2 separate regions of the Homo sapiens genome follow, and region 2 is linked to region 1. A link is a loop called in an ENCODE intact Hi-C map of the cell type or tissue named here. Cell type or tissue: GM12878. All regions are shown on one strand. Links, peaks and the distances in the headings refer to the core of each region. The heading gives the core; the rest is flanking DNA. Region 1 overlaps LOC105376600 (a long non-coding RNA gene). Region 2 overlaps ANO3 (anoctamin 3).

Evidence for each region. A loop is a pair of places that touch in the nucleus more often than their neighbours do. Peaks named below come from ENCODE experiments on the same cell type or tissue, not always from the same donor. Only the 100,000 strongest peaks of a DNase experiment are listed, where the experiment ranks them.
Region 2: it touches region 1 in a loop (2.3-fold over the local background); 1 of 110 quality-filtered maps calls a loop at or near these places.

The regions. Positions count from the first base shown.
Region 1 is chr11:27,230,501-27,238,342 of GRCh38, forward strand. LOC105376600 (a long non-coding RNA gene) reads left to right here. Exons shown (of 4, transcript XR_931141.3): 3 at 1,415-1,504; 4 at 3,562-4,662. Among named protein-coding and RNA genes, the nearest start is that of BBOX1-AS1, 16 kb to the left of the region's middle. In GM12878, for the core only: no CTCF peak of the experiment used is centred there; a DNase peak (open chromatin) is centred at 3,791; H3K27ac peaks cover 437 bases.
Region 2 is chr11:26,620,502-26,628,343 of GRCh38, forward strand. ANO3 (anoctamin 3) reads left to right here. Exons shown (of 27, transcript NM_031418.4): 18 at 3,961-3,997. Among named protein-coding and RNA genes, the nearest start is that of MUC15, 52 kb to the left of the region's middle. In GM12878, for the core only: no CTCF peak of the experiment used is centred there; no DNase peak of the experiment used is centred there.

The sequences.
Region 1 (7,842 bases), core at 893-5,892:
AGAAAAGACCATAGCTCGTGAGTCAGACAGACCTAAGGTGAAGTCCTACCCTTGAACCTACTTGTTCTATGAATTTAGACTTGCCCTGCGTATGGCTATTTACACTTAAATTCATTAAAATTAAATAAAATTTAATATTCAGCTCCTCCATCACACTAGCCACACTAGTCAACTCACTATCTGCATGCGGCTAGTAGCCATCATATTAGACCATATAGATACAGGACATTTCCACCACTATAGAAAGTTCTACCAGGCAGGGTGCCGTGGCTCATGCCTGTAATCCCAGCACTTGGGGAGGCTGAGGTGGGCGGATCACTTGAGCTCAGGAGTTTGAGACCAGCCTGGGCAACATGGCGAAATCCCGTCTCTACCAGAAATACAAAAATTAGCCAGGCACGGTGGTGCACCCCTGTAGTCCCAGCTACTTGGAGGGCTGTAGTGACAGGATCACTTGAGCCCAGAAGGAGAAGAAGGCAGTGAGCCGAGGTCATGCCACTGCACTCCAGCCTGGGTGACAGAGCAAGACTATGTCTCAAAAAAGTAAAAAAAGAAAGTTCTACCAGACAAAGCTGCTGTAGACAATCTTCCAACAGTCTGTTCCAGTCTGTCCTCTGCCTTTCTTTCCACCACCTAATTGTCTCATTACCCTAGGCTCCATTGCCTTGGAACAAATGGTTATTAAACTTCAACATAAGCCTCAATTTTCTCAGTTGTAAAATGGGCATAATAATGTATCTCTCAGGATTGTTGCGAGGATTGCAGAAGCTAGAGCAGGTAAAATAATAAGCACAATTGCCAGTGCATAGAAAGTACTCAGTAAACGGCTCTTACTGTTATTGTGGACAAAATCTCAAGCTCAGTTGCTGTTGATATTCTCCCAACCTCCTCTAGGCCAGTGGTTCTCAAACTCTGACATGCGTAAGAATCACCTGGGGGTTTATCAAATTCCAGATTGCTGGAATCTTCCTCCAGAGTCTCTGATTAAGTAAGTCTGGGGATAAAGCCTGACAATTGCATTTCTAACAGGTTCCCAGGTCTTCATGAGGTAGCTCTCTGAACCACCCTTGGAGAACTGCTTCTCTAGGCAGCTTTTCATAAGCCATTACTGTCTCTCTGTTGGGGGGAGTTATTTCTTTGTGAACGTTGTTCTTTCCTAACCTTACCATTGTTAACTCATCCCTCCCACACCCAACCGTCTTCAAACAGCTATTTCCTCTAATCCCCAAGAACCCCCTTTGTCTGCCAATTTTCCAGCCCTAACTCAGACTCCGATAAACCTGGCCAACAGCTTCCTTCTCACTCTCCACCCCCGAGTTTGTCGCTGGTTTTACTCTGTGCCGCCTCTTCCACCTTGCTTGTTGTTTGTTTGCTGTAGTATAACCATTGTTTCCCTGCATTTCCCAAAGTGCAGGACATGCTCCACTGTTGGACCTGAGGCAAATTTTTGTGGAATATCAATAATTTTGGATGATAACAGAGAAAAATGACACCGAACCACGTGGTAAGGAAGTTATTATTTTCAGTTCTCTGCAAACTCTACTGATTACACCAGGAGAAAGCCTCAGTCTGGAGCTGATGTATCTTTCTCCTCTTGCTAATAAACCTCCAGCTCAGAGCCTGAGTCAGGTAATTCCATCATCACCATCGTCATCATGATCATAAAAAAATAATGTTACTTGGCTGGGTGCAGTGGTTCACACACCTGTAATCCCAGCACTTGGGAGGCCAAGGTGGGCAGATCGCCTGAGGTCAGGAGTTTGAGACCAGACTGGCCAACATGGTGAAACCCCGTCTCTACTAAAAATACAAAAATTAGCCTGGTGTGGTGGCTCACACCTGTAATCCCAGCTACTCGGGAGGCTGAGGCAGGAGAATTGCTTGAACTCGGGAGGCAGAGGTTGCAGTGAGCTAAGATCATGCCACTGCACTCCAGCCTGGGTGACAGAGTAAGACTCTGTCTCAAAAAAAAAAAAAAAAAGATACTTAAATTCACACAGTGCTTTCTGTGTGCCTGGCAGTGTTATAAGCACTTTACATATATTTACACATATTAATTCACTTAGCCTCACAACTCTACGAAGTAGACTCATTCCCAGTTTAAAGATAAAGACCCTGAGGCACAGAAGAATTATGTGACTTGCTCATGGTCACTTGGCTGGAAAGTCAGAGAACCAGGATTCAAACCTAGACAGCGTATACAGAGCAGGTGCCCTTTAACCACAGTGATGCTGTGCTGGGGTTTAGCAATACTGTTTTGTTTTCATGTGATTTGTTGTTACCCTCTTCTTATATTTTTGGCAAATGTCTTTGTCTGTTTGGGCTGCTATCACAAAATATCATAAACTAGGTAGCTTATAGACAACAGAAATATATTTCCCACCATTCTGGAGGCTGAGGTATCCAAGATGAAGACACTGGCAGATTCACTGTCTGGGGAGGGCCCATCTCCTGTTTCATGAATGGCACCTTCTCACTGCATCCTCATAGGGTGGAAGAGACAACCTAACACTTGAGGTGTCTTTTATGAAGGCACTCATCCTACTCATGAGGGCTCCACTCTCATGACCTAATAACCTCCCAAAGGCCTTACCTGTTGGGATTTCAACATACAAATTTTGGGAGGACACAAGCATTCAGACCGTAGCAGCAAGCATATTTATTTCCTGCTTATCTGGTGATAAAAAGTCTCTCTCTCTCTCTCCCTCCCTCGCTCTCTTTTTTTTTTCTTTTTCTTTTTCTTTTGAGACGGAGTTTTGCTCTTGTTGCTCAGGCTGGAGTGCAATGGCACGATCTTGGCTCACTGCAACCTCTGCCTCCCAGATTCAAGTGATTTTCCTGTCTCAGCCTCCTGAGTAGCTGGGATTACAGGCGTATGCTACCACACCCAGCTAATTTTTGTACTTTTAGTAGAGATAAGGTTTCATCACATTGTTCAGGCTGGTCTCAAACTCCTGACCTCAGGTGATCCGCCCGCCTCGGCCTCCCAAAGTGCTGGGATTACAGGCATGAGCCGCCGTGCCCGGCCCCTTCCTCTTTTTTATCTGAATTAAATAATGTATGGTTAAAAAGTGAAGCAAGTTAAGCACAAGTATTAAATGTATAATAATGGTAGAGCTGGTTCTTAGCTTTAACAACTGTGAAGATGGTATGCATCTGACTAGTGCTTGGGATAACTAGTCTAAGTAGACCGTAAGTTTCTCAAGGCAGCTTTCTGTCTGTGTCAGAAGGGTCCAGCCAGGGAACAGATGGCACACTGAAAGGGTTAGCTGGAAAGGGTGTAACAAAGGCCATATTTATAGCTGTGTGGGCAGGCAGCACAAGGGAACAACAGAGGTAGCGGCTTGCCAGGGACTAGCCACAGAGTGAGAGGCTCTTACCACCCTGAAAGGGACAAAGGGAGAAAATATTATTACCAGATTGTGACGAGAGCTATAGCCTGCTGTAACAGTGGAAGAGGGGTGGCCCAACAGAAGTTTTAGCCAGAGCAGACCAGCTATACAATTAGTCAGGTGGCACCAACCTGTTTCTCCTATGACCCTCCAATCCCTTTCTTGCCAGCACTTGCCAGAGATGGACTCCAACTGGAGGCCAGAAAGCAGAAGAGCCTGGAAATGCCATCTATGAAGGTCGGCCTCTGAGCAGCCCAGAGAAAAGCAGAAATGAGACTGGGGCAGCCAAGAGTGAATAACCAGCACGGTAGCTGACGCAGTGCGGTACACAAAGGGCGCGCTTCCAGTAAGACCTCAAGGCCCATGTGCTGCTTTGAATTCAACTGAACCGAATGGAGAAACTGGTTGCAAGTAAAGGGTGTTATGTGGTAAAGGCAACTGGACCCTGGACCGCTAGGGTTTCACTTCCAGCTTATCTAGACAAGTGAATCATCAGATTTCACAGCCCTCTTGGGGCTTGAATCACACATGTGCGGGAGGAGCTGCATTGCTGGTGCATGTGAAGTGTTTCAAGCTGTAATTATATCCTTCACCTCCTCAGAGTGTCTAGACTAGATTACGAAGGCTGGGGAAAAAAAAAAATGACTGCAGCTTTCTGTGGTCCTCAAACAAGTGGGAATTCCTGGCTGGGGCCCTTTTCCCAGAGTACACAGGAGCAAATCCCCAGAAGCAGCAGCAGCAGCAGCAGCAGCAGCAGTAGCCTTGGCTTGAAGGATGAAGATTAAAAGGGAAAAGAGGTACCACTGCCTTTAAAAGTCTCCATAGGAAAGAGACTCCAGTCAAGCACTAGCGGTAGAAATATGAAGCAACCCTGCTGTTCCTCTGCAGGAAAAGTTTTTAAATAACTTCTTATTAGTAATATTAATATTAATGATAATACTGAATCTTCATAGCACATTTATTATATACTGAACACTATGGTAGCATTTTACGTACTTTGCTTCATTTAATTTCCACAATCGCCCTGAGAAGTAACATTAACCCTATTTTTAAAAACAGAAAAATGATGCTTAGAAAGGCAAACAGAATATGGTCTTAGCTGCAGTTGATTGAACATTTATTATGTGCTTGCCATAGGGCTGGGTATCCCAGCAGTTCTCAAAGTGCAGTTCGTGGACCTCTCTGAGTTCCCAGCACCCTTACAGGAGATCTACAAGGTCAAAACAATATTCATAAAAACAATAAAACAGCGTTTGCCTTTTCCACTGTATTTACATTTGCACTGCTGATGGGAAAACTGCCAGCACCATAGCACAAATCAAGGCAGTGCACCAAACTGCACTAGTAGTCATTGAATTCTTCAAGGCCACCCACTTGTGGTAGAAAAATGTGGCCATTCATATAAGCATGACTTTGATGAAGCAGAATCATTTTTAATTTTATTAAATTTTAACCCTTGAGCACATGAACATCTTTTTAAGATTCTGCACGAGGAAACAGGAAGAACTCATAAGGCATGTCTAAGTACCATGGTTGTCTCAAAGAAAAGGCACCTGCACAGTTGTTGAGTTGCAATCTGAACTAAGCTCGGTATTCATAGATCACCATTTCTACTTGAAAGAACAAAAGAGAAATTATGGGTGTTCAGACTCTGGTAGTTGGCAGACATGTTCTCAAAACTTAACTAAGTGAGCCTCTTACTTCAAAGAAAACAGCTTAGCCGGGCACAGTGGCTCACGCTTGTAATCCCAGCACTTTTGGAGGCCTAGGTGGGTAGATCATGAGGTCAGGAGCTCAAGACCAGCCTGGCCAACATGCTGAAACCCCGTCTCTACTAAAAATACAAAAATTAATCTGGTGTGGTGGTGCATGCCTGTAGTCCCAGCTACTCGGGAGGCAGAGGCAGGAGAATCACTTGAACCTGGGAGGCGGAGGTTGCAGTGAGCCGAGATTGTGCCATTGCAGTCCAGCCTGGGTGACAGAGCAAAACTCTGTCGAAAGAAAGAAAGAAGAAAGAGAGGAAGGAAGGAAGGGAGGGAGGGAGGAAGGAAGGAAGGAAGGGAGGGAGGGAGGGATGAAGGAAGGAAGGAAGGAAGGAAGGAAGGGAGAGAGGAAGGAAGGAAGGAAACAGCAGACCATGTTTGTTGCCAATGGTAACATTTGAACTTCCATGTGAAGATTAGAATTTTGGAAAATATATATGTTACTGTTAACTCATCAGCTTCCCAATATATTAAGACTTTTCTGTTCAGATCTGTGCTGGCATTAAAGAATGTGATCCTTTGATAGTGTATAAGGCAATGTGTCAACATTTGGAAGATTTGTATAATTCAGTGAACCAATATTTTTTAAATGTCCACAGTATCATACTGCAAAATCATGCACAGGTAAACGTTCATTCAAAGCATAAAATGGCCAGTGGATTTTAAGGTAACATAGCATGAAAATTTCATTTGCATAGTTTCAGGTTCCATATTATAACTACCTTTTAAGAAACTGGCAGTCAAGTTTTGATGTAGTATCAAAAAAATGCTTTTTTTTTTTTTTTGAGACAGAGTCTCACTCTGTCACCCAGGTTGGAGTGCAGTGGTGCGATCTCGGCTCACTGCAAGCTCTGCCTCCCAGGTTCACGCCTTTCTCCTGCCTCAGCCTCCCAAGTAACTGGGACTACAGGCACCCGCCACCATGCCCAGCTAATTTTTTCTGTTTTTTAGCAGAGGCAGGGTTTCACCGTGTTAGACAGGATGGTCTGGATCTCCTGACCTCATGATCCGCTTGCCTCGGCCTCCCAAAGTGCTGGGATTACAGGCGTGAGCCACCACGCCCGGCCCAAAAAAAGACTATTAAATCACACCTCTTTTTTCCAAATGCATATCGGCATGAAGCTAAATTTTTTCCTATACTGCAACCAAAACAATCTATGGCAAAACATTGAATGCCAAAGAGATTATGAGAATCTATCTTCTCTTAAGTCACACATTAAAGAGATTTATAAAAGTGTTGCTGTTCTCACTACAGTTTTGGGGTGAAAAATATAGTTATTTATCATTAAAAAGTTAATTATGTAACATGCAGTCAGCTCACTAGTAAATAAATGATTTTAAAATTTCTCAGTTATAATTTCTACTGCAATAAATGTTGATAGATATAACCCACATTTAAAAATTTTTTTAAATTAATCTTTGAAGTCCACAATAATCTTTAAATCTTTGGAATCCTCAGTAATTTTAAAAGGGTCCTGAAGCCAAAATCTTTGAGAAGCACTGTTTCATCAATATGTCATCAATGCAATGTGATCCCAGAGCTAAGAGCTTTTCAGGGGCTTAGAAAATATATAAGCCTCAGGTAGAAAAATAGTTGTTGGCTCCAAAACTACAAAAGAAACCAATAAAAAATTAAAATGAATAAATGTTTAATTAAATGTCTACAAAAATGCACCAACATGCCAACTTCATTAACTGTTAAAATTTAATATTCATAAAGATTTCATTACATCTAATACGATTTATAGATTCAATTTTCTCACTTCACACATTCCCCTAAGTATACACAGTGATTGTTGGGAACTCATAGCCAATCATAAATTAAATGAAAGTTACATAGAGCCAAATAATTTCTAAAGCACAAATATAAAGGCCCTTACAAAAAGAATTTAAAGCCAAAAAGTATATTTAATGTGGGATATGGGTGCCATTAGTATGTTTGATATGTTGTATGGTAAGGCCTCCAAAAGTCAGAATATGTAGGGCTCATGAAGGCCCTGTTTTAAACACAGCATCTTATTTCCTTTAAATTACACCCCTCCTGAGAAAGATTCTGGTGAAAGCAGATATCTTCACTAGGCTAAGGAGATATCTTCACCAGGCAAAACATTTCACCCTGACCTTTGGCAGGCCTGGGGAAGAGAAACACATAAGGTAAATACCATAAACCCATCAGAAGAGTAATAAAATCATGAAGGAAAGAAAGGCCAGATGCTGTTCTTTGGGACCCAACAATGGCACAGCCAGCCAGGTTTCTGTCCCACAGGCAGAAGGGGTTACCACAGCCTCTCACACCCAGACTGTCATCTTGAGCAAAGCAGGACTGATAGCTTAGCAGAGCCCCAGACATCTCACTAGGGAAACAGAATGTTTGACAGAAAAGTCTGGGAGTACTTTCTAAAGACTAGCCAGCTTAAAGCAAAAAGTCCCCCAGTGATCCTCCCCACCTCTCTTCTGGGTCCCTTGCCCTTGCTGGTACCTCAGGACTAGGCGCCCTTGCTGACCAGCAGTGCCCAGGATCACCAAGACCTCTCTCAACTTCATTCCCTTGCAAAGTGTTTTCTCACCTTCCCCTCATTCTCTCAGCCCCACTGACCAGAGTGAAGCAGTGTTGTCGCCATCCAACTTTGAGGTGTCAAGACTCTGAGATAATGTGGTTGCCTTTTAGAAGGGCTCCAAGAATGGGA
Region 2 (7,842 bases), core at 1,477-6,476, 610 kb before region 1:
AAATTAAAACTTTAATTCCAATTAAAAATTTTTAAATTAAAGAATGAACTCCTTTTGGGTTTCCTCCTCTGATTTTAAAATCCATGTATCATGCACGGAGCACTCTAACAAAAAAAGAAAAAGTCCTATCTACATTTGGCTAATGTAAGTACTCCATGTAGGTTCTGGACTTTTCTCCCTTGTTGATCCATTCCCATCTCTAGAGTCCAGAGCATACATCCCTATACTTCTTTCATGGGCCTGATCACTGAAGGCCTCAAAGTACACCTAACTTTCCTTAATACCTGGTTACCACTGGTTACCAATTACAGTGCAAATAAGCTATTATGGAATAGGGTGGATCAAAGGGTTGGACCAGGCATCTTAACCAAGAAAAGAGGTAATGTCAAATGACTCATCTCATAAGAGGATTGGCTTTTTAATAAATGTATTTGTTTAGTTTGTTCATGTCTATGTCCATAGTTTCTAGAAATTCAGACAAGTAGATTACTGGAAAAGGGAAGGCTCTTTTCAATTCTGCAAAAGCTTGGAGTTTATTTTCACAGTGAAGGCTGTATTGTGGGGCTATGACTAAAAGATAAAAAGTTCTAAAACCCATGTAGAACTGCCTAATATGCCCCCTCACAATAACCATGTCCTTTTCCTGCCTTTGCTGTTCTTTTTCTCCCTAACTGGTTTTTGCATAACACCCCAAACAAGGCATTACTGGGAAGATGATGAAGTCTTAGCTGAGAATGAATTCCAAAATGCTTACCATGGCCTACTGTGCACTGAAAAAGTGTTTCCCTGTGAGATCTCAGTGACTCATCTCTTACTACTTCACTGTCTTATTGCTGCCACTCCTTTCTCTCTAACTTCCCTGCCCTTCATGAAATACATCAAGTCTGTGCCAGACTCAGAGCATTGGCATTCCCATTTCTGTGTCTTAAAGGTACTTAGCTGAGATTTCTGCTTGGCTCCCTCCCTCATTGCATGCACTTCTCTGCTCAGATGCTACCCTCTGAATACTTTATTCAGGCTTTTAAGAGGCTTTTCAGAATACTCTATAAAATAGTACTCTCTGTGTCTACCAAAACTCTCTATCCGCTCTGCCTGCTTTATTTTCCCTCAGAGCACTTTTCACCTCCTGACCAATTATGTATTTATTTGCCATTTATCTCTACCCACTGAAATTTGAGTTCTATGAAAGTAGAGATTATGTCTTTTTGATTCAGGTATGTTTGGTTTCTAAAACACTAACTGATGCACTAGAAATTTATAATGAATATATTAATTAATATATATGAATAAGAGAATTTCAGCTTACTAAATGCATCAGTGGCTGATTTTTTAAAGTATAGGTTCTCCAACATGTTATCACGTGTGTGTATCAGGTAGGGCCCGGAATAGTTATCCCTGACGCCCTTTATCCTCTTCCCCAACAAGCACGTACTCATTCCACTTTACACAATCACACACAAATGTACACACTCACAGCTTGTATGTACTGCCAAAGTGATTGCTGCCAGACACCATACAGTTGGATATATTTAAATCATTATTTATTTTTGTAGTCTGTAGTTTGAGATTTAACAATTCATTCTGCTTGAACTGATTTTGTAGCTCATCAGTGATGTTGCCAGTCAGCCATAGCATTTGGGCCTTGGATGATGCAGGTTTGCAAATACCCCAGAAAGTCTTGCAACAGCATTATGGCATCTTTTGTAATTTATAACTTTTTTCCCAGTGTTATTGTAACCCCCCTAATGCATCAGTTGCAGATATTGCCATCCTAAGTTTGCAGAGTGGCTCTATGTGCTAGATATTAAGACAAAAATTTGAATAGGGCTGGGCGTGGTGGCTCATGTCTGTAATCCTAGCACTTTGGGAGGCTGGGGCGGATGAGGAATTGGAGACCAGACTGGGCAACATGCCCAAAAGCCATCTCTGAAAAAAAAAAAAAGAAAAGAAAATGAGCCAGGCATCATAGTGGTGTGTACCTGTAGTTATAGCTACTTGGGAAGCTGAGGTGGGAGGATTACCTGAGCCAAGGAAGTTTAGGATGCAGTGAGTTGTGATCATGCCATTGCACTCCAGCCTGGGTGTTAGAGTGAGACTTTGTCTCGAAAATAAATAAATAGTTAAAAATGAAATGGTTTATGTGACAAGGCACGATGTATGTGGTGCTAGACAGCCATGATAGTCAATCCTGACTTTGCTACTTGCTCAGTCGTGTTGTCTCACTACTAAGGTGCCTGACATTCCACAACTTAGTTTCTTCTTCTGTAAAATGGGAATCATTATACCTACTTAACAAAATTGTTGTTAAGGAATAATAATATACGTAAAGCACTGTTTGGCACAAGCCAAATGGCAATTATTGAACTAGAACTAACTTTCAATCCCCACAAAGGCACTCAACTCAGTGCTAGAGGCATAGTGGGTGCTCAAGTACTATTTTTTGGGCAATTGAATCTATCCTATTGTACTCCTTGGAGACCCTGCTATGATTATCTCACTTAATAAATAAGACATGAAAAAGAACCTGTTACAGTAGGAATCACCTGGTGTTCATGAATTCACAGTAATCTTATCCTAAAATTTGAAAATTATAGTTTGTGTATAGCTAAAACAAAGACCAAAAACCTGCACTAGGAAGAGAATGAGAGTACTGTACTCAGTGTAATCTTTCTGTCTCCAGATAACACTTTAACTCTTAGGAAGGGGCAGATTTGAATCACAGCTAAGATGAGTCATCACAATCATTTTGCTGAAAGAACTGTCAGAGAAGGGGAACAACTTTTAATATGTCCAGATGCATACCTTTTAATTTTTCGTGCCAACAGGGAAGGTTATTGGAAATGATAATCTAAACAATTTTTTATTGAATTATGTGGTTATGAGGTAATATTCATATGCACATACATATACCCACAAGTACTTCTGTCTATAGCGAATACTTTCCCAACTATATTTACTTGGAATATTGTGAAATGTATGCCCTTTTCTTGAGTCTATGTAAATATTGGTCAGAGTATATAGGAGAGGGGAAAAGATGGCAGAAGAGGAAAAGTATTATCAGAAAAATCAATTGTGACTTACAGATTCAACAGATTTGACTTATGCATCTGTTTTAAATAACCACAAAAACAATTTTGTTTTTTACAAATACAAATATATACGGTCTTTTATCATAGTTTAGAAATTTCTTTATCAGTAGGGCAGAATTCAAACTTTCACTTTGCCTTCCAGTGTTGTAAAAAAAAACACAATTTTTTTAATTTTTAATTTTTATTTATTTTTATTTTTATTTATTTTTTATTTTTGAGACGGAGTCTCACTCTCGCCCAGGCTGGAGTGCAGTGGCACGATCTCTGCTCACTGGAAGTTCTGCCTCCCGGTTTCACGTCATTCTCCTGCCTCAGCCTCCCGAGTAGCTGGGACTACAGGCGCCCGCCAACGTGCCCGGCTAATTTTTTGTATTTTTAGTAGAGACGGGGTTTCACCCTGTTAGCCAGGATGGTCTCGATCTCCTGACTTCGTGATCCGCCCGCCTAGGCCTCCCAAAGTGCTGGGATTACAGGCGTGAGCCACCGCGCCCGGCCAAAAAACTGTAATTTTGAGCTCAAATCTCAGCTCAGCCATTGATTAGCTGAATGACTTTTAGGGACTTTTTCTCATTTCTTGATTTACAAAATGAAAATGAAGATAGCTACCAGAAAAGACTCGTTATTACAGATTACAAGTGTATCTACACACACATATACGTGTACACACATTTACATTCACATATATTATATCAATTTCATTCATGTATGTATATATAAAGCCTTACATACTAAGTTTCAATAAATGTTTCTATTTAAAGTAAAATGTAACCACTGTATAACATACATTATAGATGTTTCTTCAAATAGTGTAAATACCAGCCTTTTCCAAAAGAGAGGAATAATGTTCACTATGTATTCTCTTTTATTACAGGCTTATGAAAAAATTGCTTACCTCCTCACCAATTTAGGTAAGTCCATTTTTCTTACTTCACTCCTTAGTCAGAAAATAACATATGGGCATTTCAGTCTGTAGTTACTTTATATAATGTAGCATTTTAATAACTGCAATTATTTAAGTATTTACCAATTAAAAAGGAGAGGGGTAGTATAGGAAGTTGGTCTATATTGAATAACAATAGAGAGACAATGCATGTAGTTACAAAATATTTTTACTAGAAATCAGCACACCTAGTTCTTCCTACTTAGGAGTGCTTGCTTCTCCAACTTTTCAGTTCTTTGGGTTTTTCCTCAATATTTATTTTTTATCAAAGTGTTATACTACATGTACACTTTTTAAAAGCCAAAACAATATTAAGAGATTTACAATGAAAACCAGTACTTTACCACATCACCCATTCCTATTTTCTATACCAAAGGAACTACTTTTTAACTTTTTTTTTTTTTTTTCTGAGATGGAGCCTTGCTCAGTCGCCCAGAGTGGAGTGCGGTGGTGACGCGATCTCGGCTCACTGCAAGCTGCACCTCGCAGGTTCACGCCATTCTCCGGCCTCAGCCTCCCGAGTAGTTGGGGACTACAGGCGCCTGCCACCACGTCCGGCTCATTTTTTGTATTTTTAGTAGAGACGGGGTTTCACCGTGTTAGCCAGGATGGACTCAATTTCCTGACCTCGTGATCTGCCCGCCTCGGCCTCCCAAAATGCTGGGATTACAGGCGTGAGCCACTGTGTCCGGCTACTTTTAACATTTTTATCTGTTTATTTTGTTATTTCCCACCATGTTTCCACGTGATATCGTTCTATTGCCATTATTGGATTTTATCTTTTGATAGCTATTGCCTTCCCATTATACAAGTATGAATTATTAAGACTTAGCTCTTAATGTTCCCTGCAGTGCCCTGTCCCCCGACACTCCATCTTTCATTATCTGATAAACACAGTTATTTCTCCTCCTTCCAAGGTGGATATATCAGCATTTTTAGCCAAATTAATCGTTAGTCTTCACATCATTATGTCTCTATAACTATTTTCATACCTACGGCATGGTATATTCTATAATTGTGTATACTTTTTATACCACTTCTGTATTTTTTAAGCTAATAATGGCCACTTTTTTGCTTATTTTTTTACATACTTTTCTTAATTTATCCCAAAGGTTTTGCCAAGACTCTAAATTTTCTCTGAATATATTCAGACACATCAAGTATTATACAAACTTGATTTTCTTCTTAGAGTTACCCTCTCAAGCTGTCTCCTCCAAACTAGATGGGTTATTTTCTAGGCCTGTAGCCAACTGCATCTAGACTTACTTTCATAAACACTCTGGGAATTCCTTTTATATTTTTCTAGAATTTGGATACTACTTACTAAATCCTATGTCTTATTCCTTCTTGGCTCAGTTCCTTATTTTGCTACTTGTAAGTAAGTTTCTTAAAACTTTGTAGATCTGAAAATGTCTCTATTCTAGCCTCAAACTTGATATCCATGTTCCTAGGTATGAAACCCTATGTTAGAAATACTGCCCCTTTGAATTTTGAAGGAGTTTCATTTTCTTCTGGATTCCAGCATTGTTACTGAGAGCTCTGCTACCATTCTGATTCCCAGTCCTTTGCACAGGACCTGTTTTGATTTTTGTTATTTGTTTATACTCTAGAATAATTTTGAATCTTTTCTCATTTTGAGATTTCACAATGATGTACTTTGGTGAAAACCTTTTATCATTTATTATGCTGGATACTTAGTGCATCCCATCAATATTGATATCCATTGTGTCCTGTGGGAAGCAGACACTGAGATGGAGTTAGTAATGCAAGAGATTTCTTAGAGGAAAACTCCTGAGGAAAGGAGCAGGACTGGATAAGGAGAGCCTCAGACAACAATGCAGATCTGATGGTTTTAACCAATCCAATGGAGAGCTCTAGAACAAATATTTCAAGTAAAGATTTAGAGGACTCTAACATTGGGTATAATTGAGTATAATTGGCCAAGACCTAGTACCCCTGTCATTCTGAGTCACTGGTTGGTTGTTGCCTGGGAAGAGCAAGACCTTGGCATGAAAGCTGAGGTATAGGATGAGGCTGGAAACAGCTGGAGGCTGACTGTACTCCTTGCAGCTGAACAGCAAGTTCTTACTGAGGGGAAATCCTAGTGACAAACCTCCACTGCTGCCATAATCTGAAAACTCAGAAACTTCGCTTCCAGGAGATTTTTGTATATTCTTTGTTCAATAATTTACTCCTTTAAAAAATCTTTCTGGAACTCTTTACATTCGGATGTTTCTTATCATATTCAATAGTTTTTTTTTTCTTTCTTCCTTTTCTATGATTTTTGTTGGGATTTCTTCAAGAGAACCTCAACCTTATCTTCCAAGTATTCTCCTGAATGTTTTATATTGACTCATGCTTCACATTTTCTAGAATTATTTCCTGTTCTCTGAATGTCCTTTTTCTATGTCATCCAGTTCCAGCTTCACAGATGCAGTGTCTTAAGTAGGCAATATAATGTAATTGTTAAGAATATCAGCTCTAGAGTGAGAATGCCTGAGTTGAAATCTTTGCACCATAACTTACTACATTATCATAGTTGTGCAGTAATAATTATTTTATTCTCTCGGTTTCTTAAATTCTTTTATATATATATATATACAAGGAGATAGAGTCTGTGCTCTGGAGCTAACATTGGAGAAACAATGTTTTGAAAGGGGAAGACACCAGGCTTTGGAGTTGGATATAGCAATGAACATTTGGATTGCCGCATCATGACTGTATAACTATCATTAAGCTTTTTCCTCTCCCTGTTCTCTCTTCTTCTTCTCCCCTCCTTCTCCTCCTCTTCCCCCTCATTCTCCTCCCTCTGCTTGTCCTTCTTCTTTACTTTTGGGTCTTCATTTCCTCACTGTTAAAATGACAATAATAATAGTTCCTATTTCACCATTGTTGTAGATTGGCTGCCTGACACATGACAAGTGTACAATAAATAGCAATGGTCCAGTTCATTGTTCTTTAAACCCTCTGAGCTGCATTTTCTTCAGTTGGGTAATGAAGCACTAGCTCTGTTCCTTACATTCATTTGCTTTTGAAGTACCCTATACCCAGGATTGAAGCAAATCTAAGGAGAATGACTTGGGAAAATCATACTTAATAGTAGGAAACAGAACAGTTATTTGTGCTAAGTAACAAGAAATGTCAAGGTTTTCACTTGATATTTGATTTTTTCCTCTATAATCCAGTGATGATTTATGTCTGTTGATTCATCATTTAACTAATAATGGCTATATTAGTTTAAATGGATAAAAATATTGATAGTTTGATTAAAATAATAGAATCTAGTGTGTGTGTGTGTGTGTGTGTGTGTGTGTGTGTGTGTGTGCGCCTGACATTATGTTCTGTTTAATTTTTGGCTGCGCTAATTTGTGCTTCAAAATACAAATGAAAAATTAAGTTTTACTTCTCAGAAGAGGTCATATGCTATTTAAAGAATTTTTTTAAACTTTCTGTTTCTTGATTTATTTTTTTCCAAGTATTTTCAAAAACCACAAAGCAAAAGAGATAAAGCTTAAATTCTATTACATTTGTTTTTTAACATGGGAAAAATTAAAAGCATTTACTTCAAAGTGATTTTTTGAACTTTGGTTTCCTGGTTTTTGAGGATTAGATCAGGATGGCTGTTAATTTTTCTTAATAATGAACTGTCTATGTTAAAGATAAATTGGGATTAGAAGGAACAAATTAAGCCAACTAATGAAAAGAGTTTTCACTTTGTCAGACAGGGGTCAAAACTACCTTACAGTGTTAAAATCGTAACACAAAGTAACTTCCTACTATACACACTATTAATTCCAAGAAACAGAGAAATTA